3 separate regions of the Mus musculus genome follow, and regions 2 and 3 are each linked to region 1. The links are chromatin loops, found by intact Hi-C in ENCODE. Cell type or tissue: heart. All regions are shown on one strand.

Region 1 (8,000 bases):
CTTCTGTTTACATGATGAAAAACGCAAAATAAATGGTATTATTTTATTGGGAAAATGGGACTAGTGCCTTCAAAGCAACTTGAAAAATCCAAATCGGTTTAAGCTGTTTTATTTCCTTTAGAAGAAAATGGGGCTTTTAAAGTTCTTACCCAACTCTGTGTTTCTTGAGTTCTTCCATGAAATGGATTTTTCTTTTTGTTGCTAGATAATCTGCACATTGAAATAAGGGTTTTTCTCAGTGAGGGCCAAGCAGTGGTTTTATAGAAGTATGACAATGCATCAACTTTAAAAAAAAAAAAAAGATTCTTTCTCTTACAATGGCCTTTGGGATGAGCATGAAGCAAGTTTGTATGTGCTACATTTCATGCTTTAGAAAAGGCTAAGGGAGACAGGGAGATGCTGAGAACAAGTGATCTTACTTAAAAAGAAGAAAGAAGGCCAGCATGTAAACAGAATGTCACGTTTAAAAAAGAAATAGAAGGAGCTGCAGAGATGTCTCGGCAGTCACTCTGCTCTTGCAGAGAACATGTGTTGGTTCCTAGCACCTACACTGGGCAGCTTGCAATCACCTATAACCTCATGCCCATGGCAACGGGCAACCTCTTCTGGCAGTGTATGCACATACACATGCACGCACATACACATGCAGATACATACACATATGCACACAGACACACACACATACACACAGGCACACACATATGCACACGTATACACATGCACACACACATAGATACATACATACATGCACTTACACACATATGTAGGTTAAATATGGGATCCCGCATCCAGCCCAGGGTGAGGCACGACGTGGGAAGTTTGACTGTGCCTCCCACACCGCCACCAGGCAGGCGTTGGACTGTGAGAAGCCACAGAACCCTGCTCTGGGAGTGAGGAAGCGCAGTCTGAGTCCCCATGGACCTGCCTGAGTTGGGTCCAGATTTTTGGGCACCACAGATGCCTCTGAGTACTGCAGAAGAAGTGGCTCTGGGTTCCCCAGGCCTGTATGGAGGCCAGAGATGGCAGATTCTCAGGCTCTTGGACACTGCAGATGCCACTATATGTTGCAGAAGAGCTGAGGACAGAGTGTGGGCCGACTGGCGGGCTCTGGCACTGGGCAAAGGGGAAAAGAGCAGGAGGAGAGAGTTCTGGCTGGGTCCTGCAGGGAGGAGAGCCCTTATCTTGCTAGGTGGCTAGCTGGGATTGGGAAGCAGTAGCTGGGAACACTGGGAGGCCTATGCAGGAGGTTATACACACAGCAGCTTGTTAGTGGAAGACCTGCTCCATTGCTTCAGCATGGAGGATCCCCATGAGAAGAGACAGTCCATGGTTTTAAGGCATTTATTGTAGAAAGGCAGAGAGAAGGAGAGAGTAGAGAAGTAAAGGTCAGCCATGGCCATTTGGAGAGAAGGGAGAAGGGGATGCGGGGGGGGGTGGGGGGGAGGCAAGAGAGTAAGAGAGGGAGGAGGGAGCAAACAGCCCTTTTATAGTGGGCTGGCCTACCTGGCTGTTGCCAGGTAACTGTGGGGAGGAGCCTATCTGGCTGTTGCCAGGTAACTGCAAGGACTGGAGTCCAGACAGAACACCAGGAGCTTGGGGCATTGCTCTACTTGACTGATGACTACACACCTCTCTGCAGTAGGATCCAGGGGCCCAGGGGGCATGGCCAAACACCTGCCATCCCTTGCAGACAGAAGTCACCTACCAGGTCTCTGGCGCTCAAAGCCTGTGCTCGACTGGGGACCAGGCTGCCTTTCATAGCTCACCGCCCCACACACATACACCCACATGTACACACACATGAAACATACATACACATATACACATACACATTCTCATATATATATATATACACACATGTGCACACATATTCTCACGCAAAAAAAAATGTTAAATGTTTTTTTAAGGGCAAATAGAATTCGGTGTTCCTTCCAGTAATAAGGACAGCAACAAGTCTATATCCTGCCACATGGTCAACCAGTAAAAATGTCACTTCTCACGCTCAGATAAAGAATAGAATGAAAAAATAATGAAAACTGATGAGTCTGTGGTAAGCACTGAATCAAAGCCAAGGAACCTGGAAGTCAGATAAAGAATTTTAAAAGGTGGCAGGAATGGAGATGGCTTAGCTGTTAAGAGCACCGGTTGCACTTCCAGGGGACCCTGGTTCAATCCCCAGCACCCACAGGGCAGCTCATACGTATCTGTAGTTCCTGTTCTGGGAATGCGACATCCTCGCACAAATATATGTGCAGGCAAAACACCAATTCACATGAAATAAAAATAAGTAAATAAATGTTTACATGAAAACTATTGGAAAACCCCAAATGAGCATTCCATGACTTGCAGCAGGTTTGAGCTAAGGGTTCTTCAGGGACGATAAGTTGGTTACAGTTAAGAAATTGATTTGCTTTGGTTATGCTGTGCTGTTGGGTTTTGGGTGCTATATTGTGAATGCTTTCTTTTCATTGACAATTGTCTGATACAGTATTATCAAGGTTTCTCCAACAAATTTATAAGTTAGCAGTGCCCACAAGTATGTTGCAATTAAGATTTTCCTTATCAAAAAAGGAATATACTGCAATAGAGATTCCCTAACCAAACAATGATGTTCCCTTCATGCAACCCATCGTTCTAAATGAGGGGTGCATTGTCCAAAGCCTCTAGAAAGCTGTTGAACATAGAGTTAACACCACTTCCGAAAGGGGCTTAGTGTGCTAAAGTATGTTTTGCTTTGTTTTGTTTACCATATGGAAGATAAAATCCAAGTGCTGAGTCTGGTATTTTCAGACAGCTGTGACCTGTCCCTCGGCTGCCATGGTCTCCTCATCTCTGGCTTAGTCATGCAACAAATTTTGCAAGCACTTGCTGTATTCCAGACACAGCACAGACTGCAGCAGTGGAATAGGTCAGGCGCAGCCCTTTGTGCAAACCTTAAACTGAATCTCCCTAGGGTGGGAAGGGAGGCTATATTTTCCTTGTTCCTCATGCCTGTACTATGTGTATTTTTAGAAGCCTCCACATGCATTTCCTGTATGTACTCGTACAGATTTATGACTCTGTCAGCCCCAAACGCCCTGTCGTTCTGCCTCTCAGTTCCTCCTTCCTAATCGTTCTGGATGTTATTCAAACACAGCTTCAGAGCTCCAGTTCTTCTTTTGCCTGCCAACGGTGCTGTCCTCTTTAACTTTTCTCGTCTCCCAGGTCTGGCCCCAGACTTAAGGGCTTGCACTCTCTCAAGCGCTAAAGGATATTTATTAAATTGAAAAATGACACCATGAAAACATCTTGGAAAACTGTTCCCTGGTTTACACCAAACACATCAGTTTAATACTAGTGGTTTGCAGGCTCGACTTCCTGACTCTACAGTTGTGTGCACATCACCAGATGTCACCTATGCTACATGATGAGTAAGTGTCCTGTGGACCTGCAACTCCTGGGCACATAAAGGAGCTGAATGGGCAAAGGGTATCACTGTAGATAATTATAGTACTCATGAGGGTCTCTGCCTCATGGTGCTGTGTTCTTATAACTAATATGTCTCCGAAAACATTAGTAATATTTGATTAATATTATTAACACATATTAATTTATCACTTCAGCACGTACATATCACTTTGGAACACATACATTTTCCTCCACTGCTGTTAAGAGCACTAGTCATTTGCATCCTTTCCCTCATGGCTCCATGAAATGGATTTTTCTTTTTGTTGCTAGATAATCTGCACATTGAAATAAGGGTTTTTCTCAGTGAGGGCCAAGCAGTGGTTTTATAGAAGTATGACAATGCATCAACTTTATAAAAAAAAAAAAGATTCTTTCTCTTACAATGGCCTTTGGGATGAGCATGAAGCAAGTTTGTATGTGCTACATTTCATGCTTTAGAAAAGGCTAAGGGAGACAGGGAGATGCTGAGAACAAGTGATCTTACTTAAAAAGAAGAAAGAAGGCCAGCATGTAAACAGAATGTCACGTTTAAAAAAGAAATAGAAGGAGCTGCAGAGATGTCTCGGCAGTCACTCTGCTCTTGCAGAGAACATGTGTTGGTTCCTAGCACCTACACTGGACAGCTTGCAATCACCTATAACCTCATGCCCATGGCAACGGGCAACCTCTTCTGGCAATGTATGCACATACACATGCACACACATACACATGCAGATACATACACATATGCACACATACACACACACATACACACAGGCACACACATATGCACACGTATACACATGCACACCCTCATGGCTCCACTAAGCATTCCTTAGCTTTCTTTATCAGGCTGTACGAGCATTTGTCTGCTCATGCCATTGAAGTTTATGAAGGTGAGCTGGTTAGCAGTAGAATAGAGCTATGACCTGGAGCCTTTCACATGCACCCCAACCTTCTTCCAACCCCAGTCCCCAATCCTACCCTACTCTTCTCATAGTGTCCTTGTCACTTAATTATTTTGTATGCTGTGATTATTGTGTAACTAGATGACCTCACTCAGTATAATGTCAAGTCTCATCTATTTTACAATGACATGACAGCATTTCCTTCCTTTGGAAGGCTGGATCATTTTCATGTAACATCCTTCCTATGTGTATGAGGTGTCTGGCTACCCATCACTCACAGATGAATACTTTAGCTAATTTAACATCTTGGATATTGTGAACAATGATGCAATGAACCTCTACAACTGCAGAGATCTCTGAGAACTTGCTTCAATTCTTCTGGACACTTGGTGCCATAATGTATAAAGAAATTGTGTTTGCTTGCAATAACCAATGATTTCCTCTGCCTGGGGGAAGTATCGTCACAGTCAATTGTTTCATAAAGATATCCAACTTCTCTTAAATCAATAATGATAATGGTAAGGAGAATTACTATCAACTTCCTTTGACACTGGCACTTTAGTAAGAAACAGCATAATCCTTATTGCTTAGATTACCCATGAGGTAATCAGCTACTCTGATTTAAAGATCCTAGAAGCTTATCCAGGGTTGGAGGTGGTGTGCAAAGAATTTGTTTGACCCAGTAGGCTTGAACTCAAGTGTTACAGAGAATATCTGTCCACACTATGTAGCCTTTTCATGGTGCATAACAAAATATCAACCACCGCATTGGAGAGAGGTGGTCAGGAAGTCACATGGATATCACGTGATAGAAGTCTATTTTCTGTGAAAACTCAAGGAATATTCAGTAACTAGTATACAATCCAGGGGAAATGCTTGCCTCGCTAAAAAATAGATATGTGCTTCCTGTGGTTTCTACATAATTTTCCATCACAGAGAATATCAATGTGTTCACACATTATATATAGTCAGTCTCTCCATTAAAATGCAGGTAGGTCATGGGTCCTTGCAAGAATAGCTGTGGAAAACATTTAGGTCATCCATTCTTAGAATCACCTGCTTCCTACAGCCAAGAAAAGACGTAATCATTAATGAGTGGTGCACATTTGTGTGTGGAGGGTATGCATGCATACACGTTCATGTGAGTGTGCGTGTATATTCACATGCATGTAGAGACTAGAGATTGAGAACATGTGTCTTCCTATATAATGGGCTACTTTATTTTCTGAGACAGGGTCTCAGTCTGGAACTGTGATGGGAAAGGCTAGCTGATCTGCTAGCTCCAGAATCTCCTATCTCTAGCTCACCAGCAGAGATTACAGGCTGCCACATCCAGCTTCGCCCATGGATGCTGGGGATCAAGTCATCTGCTTGAACACCAAGCACTTATTGAATCATCTCATCTTCCAGCTCTGATGGAGTACATTCTAACAAATAATTGCCGGTTTGGGTGAATATTACTGCTATTTGTGATTGCTCATTTCTAGATATTTCTGAAATTAAGATCACTGTAGCAAAGAAAACCCCCAAATAGTCAATTGCCTCTTAGAACATGGAGTTTGCTGACAGGTTCGGGTTTTAGTTGGAAAGAATACTGATTTCACTATTAAAAAGCAAGAATGTAAATAAAACATCACAATTAGCCTTTGAGAGCTGTATCAATGTGTCAAAGTTAAGAAGGACTTCATTGCCTCTGTACTCCTAACACTGAGAGTAGCATTTAAACCTCAAACAAGCAACAGTTGGTGCCTGGAAATAAGCTAAGCCTTACAGCCTTCATTCAACCAAAGAAACCAACAGCATAGAACCGCACTGCCCACTGCGTTTTCCCTTTTTCTCCAACATTCCCTACTGACAGTGAAATTCATACTCCATTTGCCTAATGACCCATAAAGCTGGAATTTCCTAAGAGCAGTGTCTATAACAGTTATGGCAAACTTCCAGAACTTTCCAGCAGGAAACAGGCTTTTTTTTCCTCTGTCTCTCTCTCTCTCTCTCTTAAACTCTCAAGCTGTCGGCAAAATACAGCCCCCTATTAAATGACTAAGACAAAACCAATGGTTTTGGAAACATGCCCCGTCCTTCAGCAGAAGTCTAGAAAAGAGCAGGCTAAGTGACTGGGCATCTCTTGTGGTCACACATAATGGAGATTAATCACCAGGGATGCTAACTAATTTCAGCCACTGCCTCTTAATGAATGTCAAATGTTAAAAGCCCACCAGCCTTTGTTCCCACCCGACTTTAGTACATCTGAATGAGACTGTTGTCTAGTGCTGCACCCAGAAATATGATTAATTCTACGTGGGGGGTGAGGAGTGCCCAGTGTGCCCCAATGCCATGTATGCATGAAGCACAGTGAGATCTTGAGAGTGATTCCAGCAGCAGCAGGATCAGATCAGCTCTGGGAGATGTCATTGATCATAGTCTAGCTTGGACTTCCTGCCAGATTTACTCTACATTAAATCTGCATTTGAATGGGGCAAAGTTGGTTCAGAATTACATGTGTGCATGTGTAAGTGTGTAGGCCTATGTTTGCAGCTGTGCATTTGTCTGTGTTTGTGGAAACTAGAGGTCAACTTCAGATGTCCTTCCTTAGAAGACACCTACCTTATTGTTGTTATTGTTGTTGGACTTTGGATTTATTTTTGTATTTTATTTTCTTTTATATGCATGAGTGTTTTGCCTTGTGTGTTCCTGTGGAAGCTAGAAGAGAGTGTCAGATATTTTGGACCTGGAGTTGAGAAGGTAACCCAATGTCTTTGGAATCAGTCACTCCAAAGTAAAGGAAGCCTGACTGTGACCTTCATTTACCATAGTCACCGGATTCATCTTCTCCCTTCTCTCTACTGACTTTACCTTCCAAAACTGCCCAACTGCTAGGAAGGATGATTGCAGCTTCCTAACCCAAAGCCCTACCAAGGACCTGCCCCGCAGTAGACAGTGAAAATTATCAGAGAGAATGTGAAAGGACTCATTCAGTAGCAGCTCCTTTTTTCCCTTTCTCTGGGTTTTAAACACTGAGAAAGTATTTCAACTTTTTGTTTCACATGTAAAGATTTAGTTCATTAGACTAAGCTACACCACTGGGCCAATTGTACTTATTTTAAATAGTTGATGTTTATTAAGAAAAAAATTAACAAGTTGTCTTACAGTGAAAACCTTTGCCAGAAAACGCTTACACAATCCATAAATGATGGCTCGCCTAGTGGTGGAACTGTAGGGCATTTTTTCCAGTTCATGAATCTTCAAATTGGATCCAAATCACTACTTAAGGTACTTATTCATATTTGGGATCTTTCCTTCCTTAGACAAATGACTGTATTCAACATTTCAAGTGCTATTTGCTTGCTAGTTTTCCAGTCTCTGGTTTTATTTGTTTGTTTGCTTTGTTTTGTTTGTTTGTTTGTTTTTGCTTTTCTTCTTTGTGTTCTTTGTTCTTTACAACAGTTTGGCTTTTTTAAACATCTTCAATGCCATCATTTCAGGGCTATATATTAATGCCGTTATTTCGTATGTTTTGAAGGCTCTCTGGTTCTTACCAGAATGTCCTGAGGCAGTCTGGCTGTAGTTTGTCAGCTGATTCCAACCCAGTCTGCAGGGCTTTCATTTGCTTTGTGATTAAGGACCTCAAGCATGGGGTGAGGGAAGCTTCTATTGTTCTGTGTG
Region 2 (8,000 bases), 150 kb after region 1:
GAAAATGATAACAAGCTTCAGAAAAATCACCTCTGTCAAAGGTCTAGCACATCCCATAATTAATGCCCGCCTCCAAGGCCTGAGATGCTTCGTAGCGAGGAAGCAGGTGAGTGCTAAACCAGACTCTCTCCAATGAAGTTTCGAAGATGAGTCTCACTGTCCCCTCTGTCTCAGGTGACACATCTGCACTTCTCCAGGGGGGATCTGTGTTGTGAAAACAACTGAGTCACAAAGGAAATTTTAATATTTAGTCTAATGACATTGGGGTAATTCAACAACAAGAGAAATACAAAATTACATTGCATGACCAGACAGAAAAAGATCTGGTAGGTGTTTTCTGGCCAGTGGCCAGGTAAACGCTGATTATATAAGCAAGTCCTTGACCTAATACCCTACAGGATGCTAAGGAGCCCAAGAGGCCCACCCTTAGCCTGTTGATCTGACTCCAAGGAGACCCTGTGGCAAACTCCCTGAGCCTTTGACAGTCTCTGCTTACCAAAGAGTTTTGAAGGGCTTCCCTGTGACCTTCATGGCAAAAGAAAGATTAAAAGAAAGTTTTTCCTCTTGAGATAACTGGCAAAGCTCTTACTATAGACATTGCTGCTGCCTTCCGTGATGAGGAGGCCCTGACCTGAGGACCCAGTGAGCCACACGTGGCTATGCAGCCCAGGAGTGCCCACTGACTATGCATTTACAGGCATGCATTTTTCTGGAGCAAGTGGTGCACCAACTCTGTCCAACAGAAATACAGCCCAAGTCACATGCATTTTTTTTTCTAACTCCCGATAGCCACATTTTAAGAAGCAAAAAGGAAACAGGTGGAAATTATTTAATAGCAGTTTAATCTAATATTATTATTGTTTTGATGTGCAAATGATGTAGGGTGTCAGGAAAACATTTTCCTCTATTCTTTGTTACCTATTCTAAATCTGCTGTCTTTTACACGCCCAGCACATCATCATTATTACTAGCCACAGTTCAAGCTTTCCGTAGCCACATGTGCCTAGTGGCCACCAGCCGGGCAGCACAGCCCAAGAAATGTTCCAGAATCCTTACAAGTGCTCTCCTGACTGTGACAGGAGAAAAAGGATAAGATTACCTCAGGTTTTCCCCAAAAGAAAAACAGACTTTAGCCAAGTTACCTAAGGAGACAGCCAGGGATGTTCTTATTCCATAAGTAATAGCGGTTCAAATAGCCTTTATCAACTTTCTAAACACAGTGTCCACTGTCCTCAGCAACTGTTGCTTCTCTGACGAGCTGTTTGTTAAAAAACAACAAGACAACCAACCATGCTGATTTGGTGCTGAAATAAAATTACACCCTCACTTTTATGACAAACCCTGAGACTCATGTGAGAGACTTACACCCCTCACTTCTATGACTAATCCCAAGACTCTTAATGTGACACTTAGCCAAAGAGAATTTACCTCAACCCATAGTTCTTCATCCCTGTGGCTGCCCCGTTCTAAAGCAGTAGAACTCAGAGACAGGAAAGGCGCAGGAAACCGCAGGCCGAGCCACATACCCGGTCTGTGTGGCATTGCCGAGAAAGGATCTCTGAGCTTGTGGCCATCCAGCCTCTATGTGGTGAATGGCGAGCAGCTTTCTCTTCAGCTTTGTCCAAGGTTGAGAGAGGAAAAGAGCCCTGAACTCCCTCAGAGTCACTTTCAGAATGGCTTCCTCCTGCGTGGTTAATCCTTCTAAAGGGCTGCTGCCTCCTAAGAACAGCCTTGGGTCTGGCAGGGCCTTCAAGGTCAGTTCTGGTCACACACCCAAGGGATGGATATAGTATGGAGACAGGAGATGATAAGGTATCAGAGGCAATCAGGCAGTGGTGGCTCACACCTTTGAACCCAGCACTCAGGCAGGTGGATCTCAGTGAGTTTGAGGTCAGCCCGGTCTATGAAGCAAGTTCTGGGACAGCTACAGAGACAAATACTGGGTGGAGGCAGGGGCAGAGGTGGGGAGGAGTACCAGAGGCACCTAGCTATTTCAACATTGTGTGTGACATCCTGGCCATGGAAGCAAGTCTCTCTCCAGAGATTTGTTGTTGTTGTTGTTGTTGTTGTTGTTGTTGTTGTTGTTGCTTTAACATTTTCATCTGTGGGTATTCAAGGGTCTAGCCTGTTAAGAATGGCTGTGCCCAGTGGCCATTTTCTTTACAGCCCAGACATTCCTGGGACTACAACACTTCCAGAACCAAAAGAGAACATCAGTCTGCCTAAGATTCTTGGTGTAAGCTTAGTTGGTGCTGAAGTAGATTGCATAAGCATTTAATGGCATTTAGTTGTCCACTGAATGCATATCCTTGGCTGAACACCATGAAAATTACCAAATAAAAACTTTCAAAAATTTTAGGAAAGATCATCATGCAATCTACAAAGAGAAGGTCCAGTCTCTGCAGTGCTGAGGTACTGAGGCCAGGGAGATGATGTCCTGTAGAAGAAAAAAAAAAAAATTAAATGTATGAGTTGCTCTATCTGCATGTACACCTGCAAGCCAGAAGAGGGCATCAGATCCCAGATACAGATGGTTGTGAGTCCCCAGGTAGTTACTAGGAATTGAACTCAGGACCTCTAGAAGAGCAGTCAGTGCTCTTAACCACTGAGCCATTTCACCAGCCCCCATAGCATTCTTAATTTCCCTTCCCTTCCTTGCACACACACACACACACACACACACACACACACACACACACACACACACACTTTCCCTATCTTACACCCCATTTCCTTAAACCCTGTTCCTTGGTCCCCTCCTAATAGGCCACATTCGCACAAGAGCAGGATTTGCGTGACCTGTTTCTGCCATCTTCCCAGGGTCCTTAACATTTAGCAAGCCATGCTTCTTGGAAAGAACGTACGGCAAAGAGGAGCAGAGGCACTGCCCTTCAAAGACTGGGCTGCCTGATTTCCTGAGCAGTATTTCTGTCCATTTTGGGAGAGGACGGAGGAGCAGGGGTGATGGCTGAATTTCACAAGGGAAACGACCAGTACCCTGAAGGACATCCACAGCAGGCAAGATCCCAGATCAAAGCAGGGTGAGCTAAGGAGAAAGTCTATGTGGAAAACTGCCCCTCCCCTGGGCTCGGAACTTACCAATGAGTCCCAGGGAGAGCAGGTGTTGAAGGGAGTCAATAGTCATGAGTTAAAACGTCTTGATTGTGAAGAAGATTGGGATACTTGGCTCCCAACAGCAGGCCTTTCTCAGGAGGGTCAGACAGTGCTAGTTAAAATCTTGTAGATAGGGAACTATTTTATTCCACTGTGAGCTTCGTGGTGGCATGGTGTTATCATCCCATAACTAATGAAGTGAATGTAGATCCCAGATGTGGACTTTAATTAATTTAATCAGTTCCTTGTTCTGTAAGAGCCTGTCTCACTCACTCACTCTCTCCCTGTCCTATGTCCTTCATAATCAAATGGCTTTTTCTTGAACCTCAGTGCCCAGATCCTCTAAACTGGTGGCATTACAGATGCTCACCCTCACTGCAGAGCTGTTTGCTCTTTAGCCACTTGATATGTGTTCATTGATGAGGGGGAAGAGGAAGAAGAGGAAGAGGAGGAGGAGGAAGAAGAGGAAGAGGAGGAGGGGGGAAGGAGGAGGATGTGGGAGTGTGCTTCTTGTAAGACCTCTAAAGAGGCAGACAGGAAAATCTACAGAGAAAGGAGAGACAGTTGAGTGACCCAAAGTCATTGCTGGGTAGAAATTCTCTGGTGTGCGGTTCTTTGGCCAGCAGTGACCTTGGAGAAAATGTGAGGACCGTGTGTGCTAAATAAACCAAAGACTGATCAACATCCAAATGGACACATGTTCTTCTGTGAACTAGCTGAATTGTCTCCTGATGTTCTCACAAACAAAAGTCAAGGTGGATCCCTTGGGCATTTCAATTTTTTCAGGCTGCTGGTTGGCCTCGATAAATCCACAAATCTAAAACAATGGACTGTGGCCTTAGTGACACACATGCCATCTTTAAACTTTCGTGTTTAACCCTCTTTACTTCAAAACTTCAGACAAATCTAGCACTCATATTGAACTCAGAATAGTTTTCTTTGAGAATGTGAAGATTTTAAATAGCCAAAGATTTCTTCATGTAAGAGCTAGCCCATTGTAGTGTATCCTGCTCTTTGAAGTAAATACCAAATTGTCGCCTATTAGGGACAGAGCAGTTGAAGGCCAGTGCATGGGCTTAGCAATCCAAATTTGTGTTGCTGTCTTCCGAACCTGTCTGTAGAATTTTATTGCAAGGGTCAGAGCGCCCTCTGCTGGTCTGATACTTTCAGCAAATTAATTTGCAGTGGGTTTCCAAGTCAACAAATGTGTCTTGCATTTTCATCGGTACCATTCCTTCAATAGTGGAGAATTTGGCCAGCAGTTATCAAATGAAGAGAGAATGTCTTGAACTCTAGAGAGCTGTAGGAGACCTCAAAGCAGGCCTGTTTTAAAACGTTGCTGTGTTCTGTTGCTGTCTGGGATGTGTGTTGTCAGCATTGCTCTGTGTGGCTTTGGCTCAGCTCCGCTTCCTCCCACGAAATCGAGAAGGAAGATCAATAAGAGGACTTCTTCTTCCGTGTGAATGTAAATGGTGTGAAATAAAGCGTTTTGTATGTGTGCAGAATCAGTTTAGTTCCTGCCTTCAGCTTACTAATAGGAAATGATTGTACCATTTTATAATTAGGAAGAAATTTAGAGGTGGAAGAGGGTGGGGAGGGAGTGTTATTTTTATAGTGGGATGTCCGTTATGTTTAGAAAACTTGAGATAAATTTTGTATTTGTGAAGTTACATTCCATCCATTCCAGGGTGGGGGTTCTTTAAAACTCTCCTTAGGTGGAAGGAAGAATTTTCTCATTTGCAGAATATCCGGAATGCATGTGTCGCCTTCCGTGGCATGCACTTCTGTAACCTGCAGACCATAACCAGCAAGTGTCTGTTTAAAAGCAGGAAGTAGAGCAGCATTTTTTTAAAACTCTCTTTGTGTGACACATTATCTGTGATTAAAAAAAAAACTACAAAGATAATGGATCTGTAAGTCTGGAATAATCAGACATGATGTTATAAGTCGGCCTCCAGCATCACCAACCCCATGAGCAAAGAGAAAACCCAGGCCTTTCTTTCTCCACCCTAGTGGGAATTATTAGCTTCTGTTGTCAAAGGGTGATGCCACAGTCAGTATTCCCTTGAGCTTGCCTATGATGTCATTTTGGCTGGTCTGAGGGTGGAGTGAAAGATAGGCCCATCTCACCTGTAATCTGAGATAGGACAGTGAAGGCAACCCTGACCTCACTGCCTGCTGACCCACCAATCACAAGAACTGGCTCTGGCTGGTTTTTGTCTGAGGGAATTTTGGACTTGAAGTTTGGTTCACTTTTCTTGTGCTGAAATATGGTGGTAGTGCGTTCTACAGCCACGCTGTGAAGACATCACTTCCCCTCGGAGTCCCCTGAGTATTTACAAGCCTCAGCAGGGCAGCATAGCTATGTTCTGTTTGCCGTTTGTTGGTTTGCTTCTGTATAGGTCTCTTTCCTTCCTCCCAGCCCCAGATGCCTACCCGACTCTTTTAAAGCACTTTATATCTCTTTAAATACAAAGGAAATTGGAAGGAAAAAAAAAACCCTATGACTTTAAAGGAACCCATCTTCTGTTAGGAAATACAGACTTTATTTTGCTTTGTTGTCTTCTTGGTGTGCTTGGAGAACATCCACAGTTTATGTGGTCCTGGGCGCGTGATGAAATGGTTAAGGATGAGAGCTGGAGACATTCAATCAGACGTGACTATTTTCATTATATTAAAGATTCTAATGTAAATAAATGCAACTGTGTTCTGACCTATGGGTCAAAAGATATAGCAAACTATAAAGATTTCAACACAGGATTGTGACTTTCAGGAAAGTTTTGTTTTGTTTTGTTTTGTTTTTTAATAAAATGGAAACAGATTTTGTGTTGTGCCATCTAGATCCCCTAACTCTGTCACCTCTCCTCGAGTTCCCAAGGTGGCCCTGTGGGTATCAAAACATCAATATTTACTGTTAAATCATATGATGGTAAAAGTCCAAAACAGGATTGCAACTGAGTCATTTCCCTCAATTAGGTCGTGTGGCAGAAGCCAGACCTCCTTAGGGCTCTGAACCTCTAAGTGAATTGATTAAAAAGGTTAACACTGGGCTGCTGAGATGGCCCAGAAATGAAAGGCATTTGCTGTCAGGCCTGGTGACACAAGTTCAAACTGAAGCCGGAAGCCAAGTAGGGAAGGAACCAAATTCAGCAAGTTCTTCTCTTGCCTGCAAACACACCGTGACACACACACAAGCAGGTACCACCTACAAATATACTGTAGTGTAAGAACAGAGAGAGAGAGAGAGAGAGAGAGAGAGATGCACAGGCATATGTATGCACTAAATAAAAGATAAATGAATGCAATAAAAATTTAGAAAATTTAGCATTTTGCACAAGAATGGCAGGCAAGTACGGTGATGATGCTGTTGAAGAGGGTGGGGAGCTGGGCACTGTTCAAAGTTCCATCTCCATCCCCCACAGGTTTGTATTTTTAATCATGGCTGCACTTTGGGTGGGGGGGGTTTCAGGTAGTCTGTGATAGCCACAATACTAACATCTGCTTATTACCTATTTATACGGGGGGGGGGGGGGGGGGACGCACCATACCTGTAGACCAGAGGTCAACCACAGGTGTTTTTTTTTTTTTTAATAGGATTTCTCACTGGTTCAAAAGTAGCCAGGTACAGAAAGAAGGCTGGCCTTTGAGTCCTGAGGAATCCACAAGTTTCCACCTCCCTGGGGCTAGGATTATAATATTGGGTTACCACATCCGACATTTTTTTCTTGTACTCAGAGGACACTTACTTTAAGAACTGAATCCTTTTCACAGTCCTCCATTCCTAAATGATTTTAAACAGCAGAGCCTAGGGATTAGCTAGGGGTTTGCAAAGGAAATGTAAAGGAGGTGGGTAAGGAAGTCAAGGAAGGTGACTACCACCCCTAAGAAGAAGTCAGCAGAGGCCCAGTGTGATGCAGACCCGCCACCTGCCCATCCTCGATGCCTTTTAAAAGCAGGTCAGCCTGATACCCTAAGATACCAGGAGGTGTAGAACCCAGAGATGGCTCTGTCAAAACTCAAAACACTGGGCTGTGGCCTCTGAGAGCAACTGGGTAGCCAACAGTGTTTTCCCAGCTTAGCATCCGCACGGACAGTCCATACTTACCCTGTACGCAGCTAAATAATCGAAGGGATCATTAAGAAGGATGCCTGTGTCATACTGGAAAGCACCTTGAACTTTAAGCCTCCATCAGGCCATTTTTACCATCAGATGTTGCTCTGGCATATAAAGACATGAAGCTATTATGCCCAGAATGTAGGCACCATTCATCTCAACTCCAGCCTTCACATCTTCCCAATGGACCAGGGCCTCCTATGGGCCACACGCTGGCGTATGCTCAAAATTACAGTACAGAGTCCCAAAATCAACAGGGTGGGAATATGGTACCACACAGTCCATATTAGTTGACAAAGGTTTTCAAAAGACTGCCAGAAAATCATAAGCTAACTAACTACTTTATGTATCTGCTTTTCCTGAGGCTGAACGTTGGTAGAATATTTTCTCGGGGGGAGGGGTGGTGTTTTTCAGCCCTGCCCTGGGCAGGGCCACCTGTGTACATGTACCAGCATTCAAACTGAAACTCCCAGCCAGACAGCGTTTCACACATGTGTCTTGCATGTTCCACGGACCACTTGTTCCTCCTACCTGTGATTGGGATTGTCAACTTGACTTCATTAGGAGACACCAAAAGCATTCACGAGGCACACTTTGGGATGTGTCTGTGAGATTGTTTCCAGAGAAGTTTGACCAGAACCTGGGGACACCTTGCAGGGGACTGGCACCACCCCATGGGCTGAGATCCTGACTGAACCAAAGGAAAGAGGGGAAAACAAGTCGAAGCCCAGCACTCCTGCTCTCTGCTTGCTGAACCAAGGAGATGTGAGAG
Region 3 (8,000 bases), 52 kb after region 1:
CAGGACCAAGGGCCTCTCCTCCCATTGATGCCAGATAAGGCCATCCTCTGCTATATATGCAGCTGGAGCCATGGGTCCCTCCATGTGTATTTTTTGGTTGGTGGTTTAGTCCCTGGGAGCTCTGGGGGAGGGGTCTGATTGGTTGATATTGTTATTCTTCCTATGGGGTTGCAAACCCCTTCAGCTCCTTCAGTCCTTCCCCTAACTCTTCCATTGGGGTCACATAGCTGTTTCCATTCGATTGAGTAAAATAAACAGAAAATAGCTCTGAGACCATTGTATCAGTTAGGCAACCCTGTTGGAGCTCTTTAGGAATCCCTGGCTTTGATTGCTTGGGTTCTCACGTGTGTGTGTGTGTGTGTGTGTGTGTGTGTGTGTGTGTGTGTGTGTGAAAATTGCTTTAAAATATGGCACTCAGGATCTGTAATTGAGTGTTTACGGTGTACACAAGGGGAAAGAAAGAGAGCACTGTGGTTGGGAGCTGGGCATTTGACTCCTTGCCATCGAATGGAAACTCCTTTCGCTCTTTTCGGGGGATCTATGGAAAGATCCACTCTGACGAGATTCAGGGCAGCACCTTAGACAGTAGAATTTCAACTTAGGTGGTGTGTGTGTGTGTGTGTGTGTGTGTGTGTGTGCATGTGTTTTGTGTGATTGTGTATGTGGTGTGTGTTTGTGTGTGGTGTATTTGTATGTGTGTATGGTGTATGTGTGTGTGGTGTGTGTCTGTGTGTGTTTGTTGTGTGTGGTACGTAGTGTGTGTACATGTGGTGTGGTGTGGTATATGTTTGGTATGTGTGTATGTGTGTGAGGGGTGTGTGATATGTATGTATGGTGAATTTGTGTCTGTAGTGTGTGTGTATGATGGTGTGTGTGTGTGTGTGTGTGTGTAACAGTGGGGGCTCCTAGATGTTTGAGTTTTGGATAGAATTCCTGGATGTGAAAGGTTTTGTTAGATTTGGGATTCAGGGAAAAGATTGAGTCAGGTTGAAACAGCTTCCATGGCAGGGGCTCTGAGAAGTGCTTGGGGCTCCTTAAAGGAAAGGGGAGATTCAGTATCTTGTGTTTGATGGCGGTCCTTAATACATGTTTACAGTTAGTCTGTTTCTGGATTAGTGATGGTAATGGGAAAGGCACAAAGTGACCTTTAATCCTCAAGACCAAATTACTGTAGTTTGGGGAATTGTCAATCAAAATGATGGCACTTTACAAAATGGCATAGCCCTGGCTAACAGGAAGCAATGCCATCACTTAGAAGTGCCCTCCCAAACCTTTCACTCTGATTACCTCCCCTCACCCAACCCTCATTGCCCGCTTCCTTGCCCCTCTCGCCACAGGTGTGGAAGACATCGTGGCTATAATGATTCCTGAGCCCAAAGGGAAGGAGATAGTGAGCCTGCTGGAAAGGAACATCACCGTGACGATGTACATCACCATCGGCACCCGGAACTTGCAAAAATATGTGAGCCGCACGTCGGTTGTGTTTGTCTCCATCTCCTTCATTGTCCTGATGATCATTTCTCTGGCATGGCTGGTCTTTTATTATATCCAGAGGTTTCGGTATGCAAATGCCAGGGACAGGAACCAGGTGAGTAGCTCATTAAGAAAAGCATGGCTCTGTAAACTCAGTGCAAACCACACGTGTCAGGGTATAAACGTTGTAGCTCACAAGTCACGGGATTCCAAGTGTCTTCTGACTCCGCCCCACACATGCTAACTTCTGTTGTGCTTAGGCATTTGAATTGTGATGTTTTGCTGATGTCATTTTAAGGTGTTGATGAGTTATCCCCACTCCCACCCACTGATCATTTTAAACAATTGCTTCTTTAAGCAGAAATGGGATGGATGGAGAAGTGGGGACAGACAGGAGCCTAGATGTTACTAAGAGTGACAACCTGACTTCAAAGAACCAGGATTTCCATCTTGGGAACATAAGTGGGGCAGAAAAAGATTTTTATTTTTTTTAAAAAAAACTGTTTTTAAAGCAGTTAATTTTTGAACATATATACATCATATACAATGTGGATATTGCACAATGGGATGCAGAGAAAAACAATTTCCTTCCATGTCAGTGCTAATTGGGTAATTCTACTCCACAAAGTATCTTCTTGGGATATTTTACACATGTCTACATGCATATATATATATATATGTATATATATATATATATATATGTAAAATATGGAGTTTCTTCATCTTGGAGATTAATGATCACTGCAACACAAAATCAAACAGACTTCTCATTTCTCATGAGCACCTAGCACTTCACTGCCTATGTATGTCATATTTATTAATCCATATTTATAATTATAAACTAAAATTTTTAATGAACATGTTTTCTCTTTCAAATAAGACATATACATGTGATACTTAGCACACTTTTTAATATATCTATGAAGTAAATTCTGGAAGTTTAATTGCTAAGACTATATGCATTTAAACTATGATGACTGTAATTCTGTCTTCCAAAAACTATTGAACCAATTTATAATTCAACCAACAATATTTAAAAGTAGTTTGCTGAGAGCATTGAGTCAAGGCAAAGGTACTTTACTCCAAACCTAATAACCTGAATTTAATCCTTAGAATCCACAGAGCACATAGAGAGAACCGACCCCCACAAAGTGCTCCTCTCGGGACAAGTAAACACATATGTGCACACACACACTCGAGAGACAGAGAGACAGAGATATGGACACACATACACAAATTAAAAGAAAAGAAACCAGCTTTCTATATCCTTACCAAAGGAACGTTATAGCTTTTTATTGTAATTCAATGAGTAGTATTACTCTTTTTGTTTTGCTTCATTCCTGTGATTTGGGGGGCTGGCACCCCGACCTTGCACGTCCTAAGCAAACAGCCCACCACCATGCTTCATTTCCAGCCATGGCATCACACTTGTAAAATTATAAATAAAGCTAAAACATTTTCAAGTGCAGTGTAAAATACTGAGTTTCTGTTAAGTACCTGCTTCTGTGATCTGATGTTTCTTCAGCTGAGCTATTGGAAACTTTCCCATTGATGTGTATCAGATGTTCATTGGTCAAGGAAATTAACCAGACTTTTATAACATGGGATTGCATTCCTCCCAGAGATCCATCATCTTTGACTTTATCTGTGGTGCTTTGATGCACGAAGATTTGTTGTTGTTGTCATGCAGTTGTCACTGCAGCTGGTATAATTAGATCTTCTCCAAGCCAAAACTTTAGAAGAACATTCTCTCTTCCTCTACCTCATCTTACTTCCTTTTTCTAATTAAGTCTTACTGAGCTTTTCGTTACAAAGAATGAAGCAGAAGTGCAACATTTTCTATGATGGCCTGCCACTCTCTTAGTGGCGTTTGTGGATAATTACCCTTTCCTCTCCCAGGCAGTGGCCTCCTTTAACAGTAGTAAAGACCCTTGATACTGACCCTGTTTCAGTGTTCTCTCCCGGAGCCTTCCTGCTCCAGTATCCTGTCATTTCAAGAACCATAGGGCTGCTGCACACCTCACATCTGTCCCTGTTGGTCGCCTCTGTCACAATATCTTCTCTATGTTTGTGTTATAGCCGCCTTCACACTTTTAGAGTCCCTTAGAAGAAGCTCATGACTATGATGGTGAAGCTCCTCTCTAAGTACAGTTGTGTTTCTCCTTTCTCTTGACTCTTTAGACTCCAGGCGTGCTGTTAAATTATCGCTGTCAGTCTGACATAGTCTTCATGTGCTGTTCATCGGTGTTTAATCATTAGGTGCTGGTTTAATTGTTTTTAATTTTAAACATCCTCTTTGATTTCACTAGCATGTCTAATAATCCCTCTGAACAAACAAGACTGGCATGACGAGATATCCTCTCTTCCAATAGAGTTTAAGGGAATGTTCCCAATTTAATGAGATTTTTAAAGTAATTTTCCACCATATTATTTCCCACTCAATTTTATAGGTCGAAATATTTTCTCCTGTTACAAAACATATAACTTTGTAAATGTCAACTTAGCCCAACTTTACTGAGATTTTGGGTCAAGTATGGACATTTAATTGTTGATAGTGGTTCCTAGGGAGTGGCATCCATCCTTACAGGCATGCTGGTAGCTGGATGACTATAGGCAAGTTCAATTCTGTGTTCCCACTAAATATTCTGCAGCAGTAATGCTTATAATACCAGTTAGACACAAGGTAATGAACATGGATGGGTCCCACTGGCTCCTATAAGATTCCATATAAAGTAAATGTTTGTACATTGGTTATGTAAAAGATAGCCACCTGCTAATTAGATAGCATAAATAAAAACATGAGGTTTAGTGCCCATGAATAATCTAAACAGCCAATTCGTACTTAAGGCAAGAATAAAACTTTAAGCTGTGAACTAGTTAAGTCTTGAGTCAGTTGTATAATCTTTTCCATCACTCTGGTTTCTACAGATAGAGAGCCCATGCCCATCTAGGCCCATGCATGCTCTGTGAAATATTTGTTAACTTTCTTGACAGTATGCTATCACCAAGGGATCTTGTTAAAAGTTAGCCTTGTTTCCTGATCAGTGGAAATGCTACATTTTTAGCCCTTTTTAAGGATGGAATAAGAACTTAGGGAAAAAATATCTTTTGATAGGCAGTGTTCCACTCTGTTGAACAGAATGTCACAGCTGTGCAAGCTGTATCTATAAAAAGCCGCACGTTGACTTAAATCATTTATTTTTATTAAGGCATCACTGGCCTTTAGAAGAAGTGAGCCTTTGGTTCTTTATAGGATCTCAGCCTGGGATAAAACAGGACAGGAGTTCATGTCACATCGGGAAACATTCTGCCATTGGGTATTTGAAAAAGGACTGGGCTGGAATTAGCCTGTTGTAGGTGTCCACTGAGCTTCTTGGAGTTTATAATTTAAAACTAAAAATCCTCAGCATCATACAAAATAATGATGCTTCCCATGCCGTACTGTACACAGAGACGGTCATCCCAGAGCAGCTGTCTGTGGAACGAGGTTCACTGGGCATTCACAGCAAGGCCTTTTGGATGAAGATGCAGAGGTTAAGAACTACAAAGGAGAGTGGGGAAGAGACTTGGCTACTGTGCTGTGCTTCTTGAGATAGGTTGGAAGCTGAAGGCACCAGCTCGGGAATCAGAATGGGTCCAACATTGGATGATACCCAGCATCATGAACTTGCATGAGCTATTTCTCCTGCCCAGGTCCAGGTTTCCTCAAATGTAAGGGCAGCATGATGGCATGCCAGGCCTGGGGTCCTGCTATGAGAACCAAACAAGAACTATGTGGCATTGTCAGAAGGATGTCACTACAGTCGCTTTTAATGGACAGAGAAAAGAATTTTTGGAAAATAACATTTAAGTGTGAAAAGCTTGTTTCTTATACATGTAAGTCTGAATATGAGGTTTGTCTTTCCCACTTTTCTCTAGAATGACAAGAAAAGGAAAGTTTATAGATATAAGATCCAGCGAATACACAGCCGTGGCCTCAAAGCCGAACAGACACCAAGGCCCTCCCTGAACACATTTTTAAAAATATCACTGTCAAGGAAAAATCTATTTGGTTTTTAGATTTTTGTTTGGTTGGTTTTTGTTTTATTTTGTTTTGGAAACTAATATTTTACACAGCACTTTAAAAATTTCGAACAATAATGTATAGGCAGAGTAAAAAAAAAAAATAACTATGAGGGCTGGAGAAATGGCTCAGCATTTCCAGAGGTCCTGAGTCCAATTCCTAGCAACCACATGGTGGTTCACAACCCTCTGTAATGGGATCTGATGCCCTCTTCTCGTATATCTGAAGATAGCTATAATGTACTCATATACATAAAAATTAAAACAATTCTTTAATAAAATAATAACAACAACGAAGTGAGAGGTGTGCATTTCAGAATAGGTTTCCTTTTCTTTCCATGCCAAATCCCCTTAGCAATTATACCACAGCCTTTCAGGGACGGAATCACTCTGACCATATCCTGTGAGTGCCTCCAGAAACGCTGTGTATGTATAAATATGTTTTAATTCTTTTCACATTTGTTATATAGACAAAGGCTCTGCCTCACAGCTTGTGTTAGCGTGGCAGCAATAAGAACACACAACGGACATGAGGCCTCTAAAGGAAGGGCTACAGTTACTGTGGACAGTGGTGGGTTTGAACTTCAGTGTCATAAAAAGGCTATGTATAAGGTCAGATTTTAGCACTGTGTGAAGTTCTTGTGGACCCAATGCAGAACATAAAATTCATCTGCCTTTACACCTGTTGTTCCATCCCATGCGGAAGGGGGAAAGAGACCCCATTTTTTCCTTTTATACTTTCACTCAACTGATAATACTCTGCCCCAAACATAGGGGTCTCTCTCACATTATGCAATTCCCCATCCCCCTACACTCTAACTCCATTCTGGCAATAAAGTCAGACCCCCCCCCCCAAGGTAAAATAATCCCACAAAACTGCCCTATTCTAGATGTGTGTCAAGTCTAAGTTACATACCTTTTCCTCTGGATGACAGAGTGTTCATCGGCAAGCTCTTGGCTTAATGTTTATCTTTTAATTCTAAAACTTACAGCTGGGAGACAGCCTGGTGAGAGGGACAGAATGCTCAGTACGGAAGGCAGGATGTAGAACTTTTGATCCTGTCTGAGAGGGACAGCTTCCACATGCTGTCAAACTGGGAGTTCTCTGAGCCCTGTTTGGGATGCAAGGAGGTTTCATTACCTATGTGGAAAGGAAGGGGTATGGAGTAAGTCATTATTCATTGTTGATAGACTCAACCTTCAGCCTTTCTGAGAGAGAGAGAGAGAGAGAGAGAGAGAGAGAGAGAGAGTAGGTTTATTGGTTTATTTCCAATACATCACATAGTTAAGGTCTCTGCCCACACAGAGCTTGTATTGTAAGACTATCAGCTGTATTCAGAGCATATGAGGGTAGAGGGTAGGTCTACACATCCCACACCTCTAACCACAAAGTTCTGAGGTGGTCAGCCCCATCCTTAGGGACTTTCTGAAAACCACCTTATTAATACAAAGCCAGGGTGACGGCAAGGTGCTTGTTTTGAATAACAGGACTGGTTCACACTGCCACTCCCATCACTGAATTGCAGGGATTTAGGGAGCTCTCAAGGGGGACTAAGATAAAGAACAAAATGTAAGGAACAAAATGTGTTTCTTATTATATGCCACAATATCCCACAGTCTAATTATTAACTCACGGTGTGTTCTCAAGAGGGCTCCACTTTGGCTCAGAAGTCAAACAGCTATAGTATGTTAGAGAGAAACAGGAATCAAGGGTGTAATTGGCTCAATTTCAAACATCTACTACAAGTGAGGAAAGCAGGAGAGACGCAGTGGGGTTGGTTTGAGCACTGTATTTGACAACATTAAGTGTAGAAGCTTATCAGCTATTGGAGCAGAAATGCCCTGGGAGGTTTTTCACTATGAGCCTGCATCTCAAGAGAGAAGTCAGAGATAGCTATAGGAGTGTGGGAAACATCAGCTTATGGGTACCACTTAATCATTAGAAGCGTGGGGCTCACCTGAAGAATGGATACTTGGGACAAGAGGTCTGAGTCCTGAGCCTGGCCTATTCTAATGTGACTTAGTATCTTCCCCAGTCTCTCCACCATTGATGTTGTTACAGTGATGCAAAGCAATGTCTTTCTTCACTCATCATAAAGGTCATGACCAGAACAACACTAATGTAAGAAAGGTTAAATAAATCAACATTGCAACTAGACATCATCAATTTGCATTGGTCTTCCATTGAAGGCCAAAGGACCTGGGGGATAATGTCCATCATTGTCCTTGGGGTCAGTGAAGAATGGAGAGCTACATCAAAGTGTGATCAAGCAAACAGTGGTTTGCTCCACCCAGTGGTGGACTGATAGAGGCCAGCAGTGCCAGGCTCCTCAGATTCATCCTAGATTGTCTCCTATGCTGCATTCCTTTCTCCCATGTAAAGCCAGACTTCTCAGATGTGAGGGCTTTCGGAGAAGAGGAGCAAACGTGACCTTTGCAGGTCTCATGTTTATTTGGGTCTTTGT

Evidence for each region. Peaks named below come from ENCODE experiments on the same cell type or tissue, not always from the same donor. Only the 100,000 strongest peaks of a DNase experiment are listed, where the experiment ranks them.
Region 2: it touches region 1 in a loop (2.4-fold over the local background); 2 of 42 quality-filtered maps call a loop at or near these places.
Region 3: a loop joins it to region 1, with 2.5 times the contacts of the local background. A loop is called at or near these places in 2 of 42 quality-filtered maps.

What each region holds. Positions count from the first base shown.
Region 1 is chr8:82,937,152-82,945,151 of GRCm38, forward strand. The region is part of intron 1 of Rnf150 (ring finger protein 150); the gene reads left to right. Among named protein-coding and RNA genes, the nearest start is that of Rnf150, 78 kb to the left of the region's middle. In heart, no CTCF peak of the experiment used is centred here; a DNase peak (open chromatin) is centred at 3,050; H3K27ac peaks cover 616 bases.
Region 2 is chr8:83,085,316-83,093,315 of GRCm38, forward strand. It overlaps Rnf150 (ring finger protein 150), which reads left to right. Exons shown (of 7, transcript NM_177378.4): 7 at 1-5,956. Among named protein-coding and RNA genes, the nearest start is that of Tbc1d9, 76 kb to the right of the region's middle. In heart, CTCF peaks have their summits at 2,489 (motif pointing right) and 4,267 (motif pointing left); DNase peaks (open chromatin) are centred at 1,506 and 4,266.
Region 3 is chr8:82,989,010-82,997,009 of GRCm38, forward strand. Rnf150 (ring finger protein 150) reads left to right here. Exons shown (of 7, transcript NM_177378.4): 2 at 1,338-1,588. Among named protein-coding and RNA genes, the nearest start is that of Rnf150, 130 kb to the left of the region's middle. In heart, a CTCF peak has its summit at 7,837; no DNase peak of the experiment used is centred here.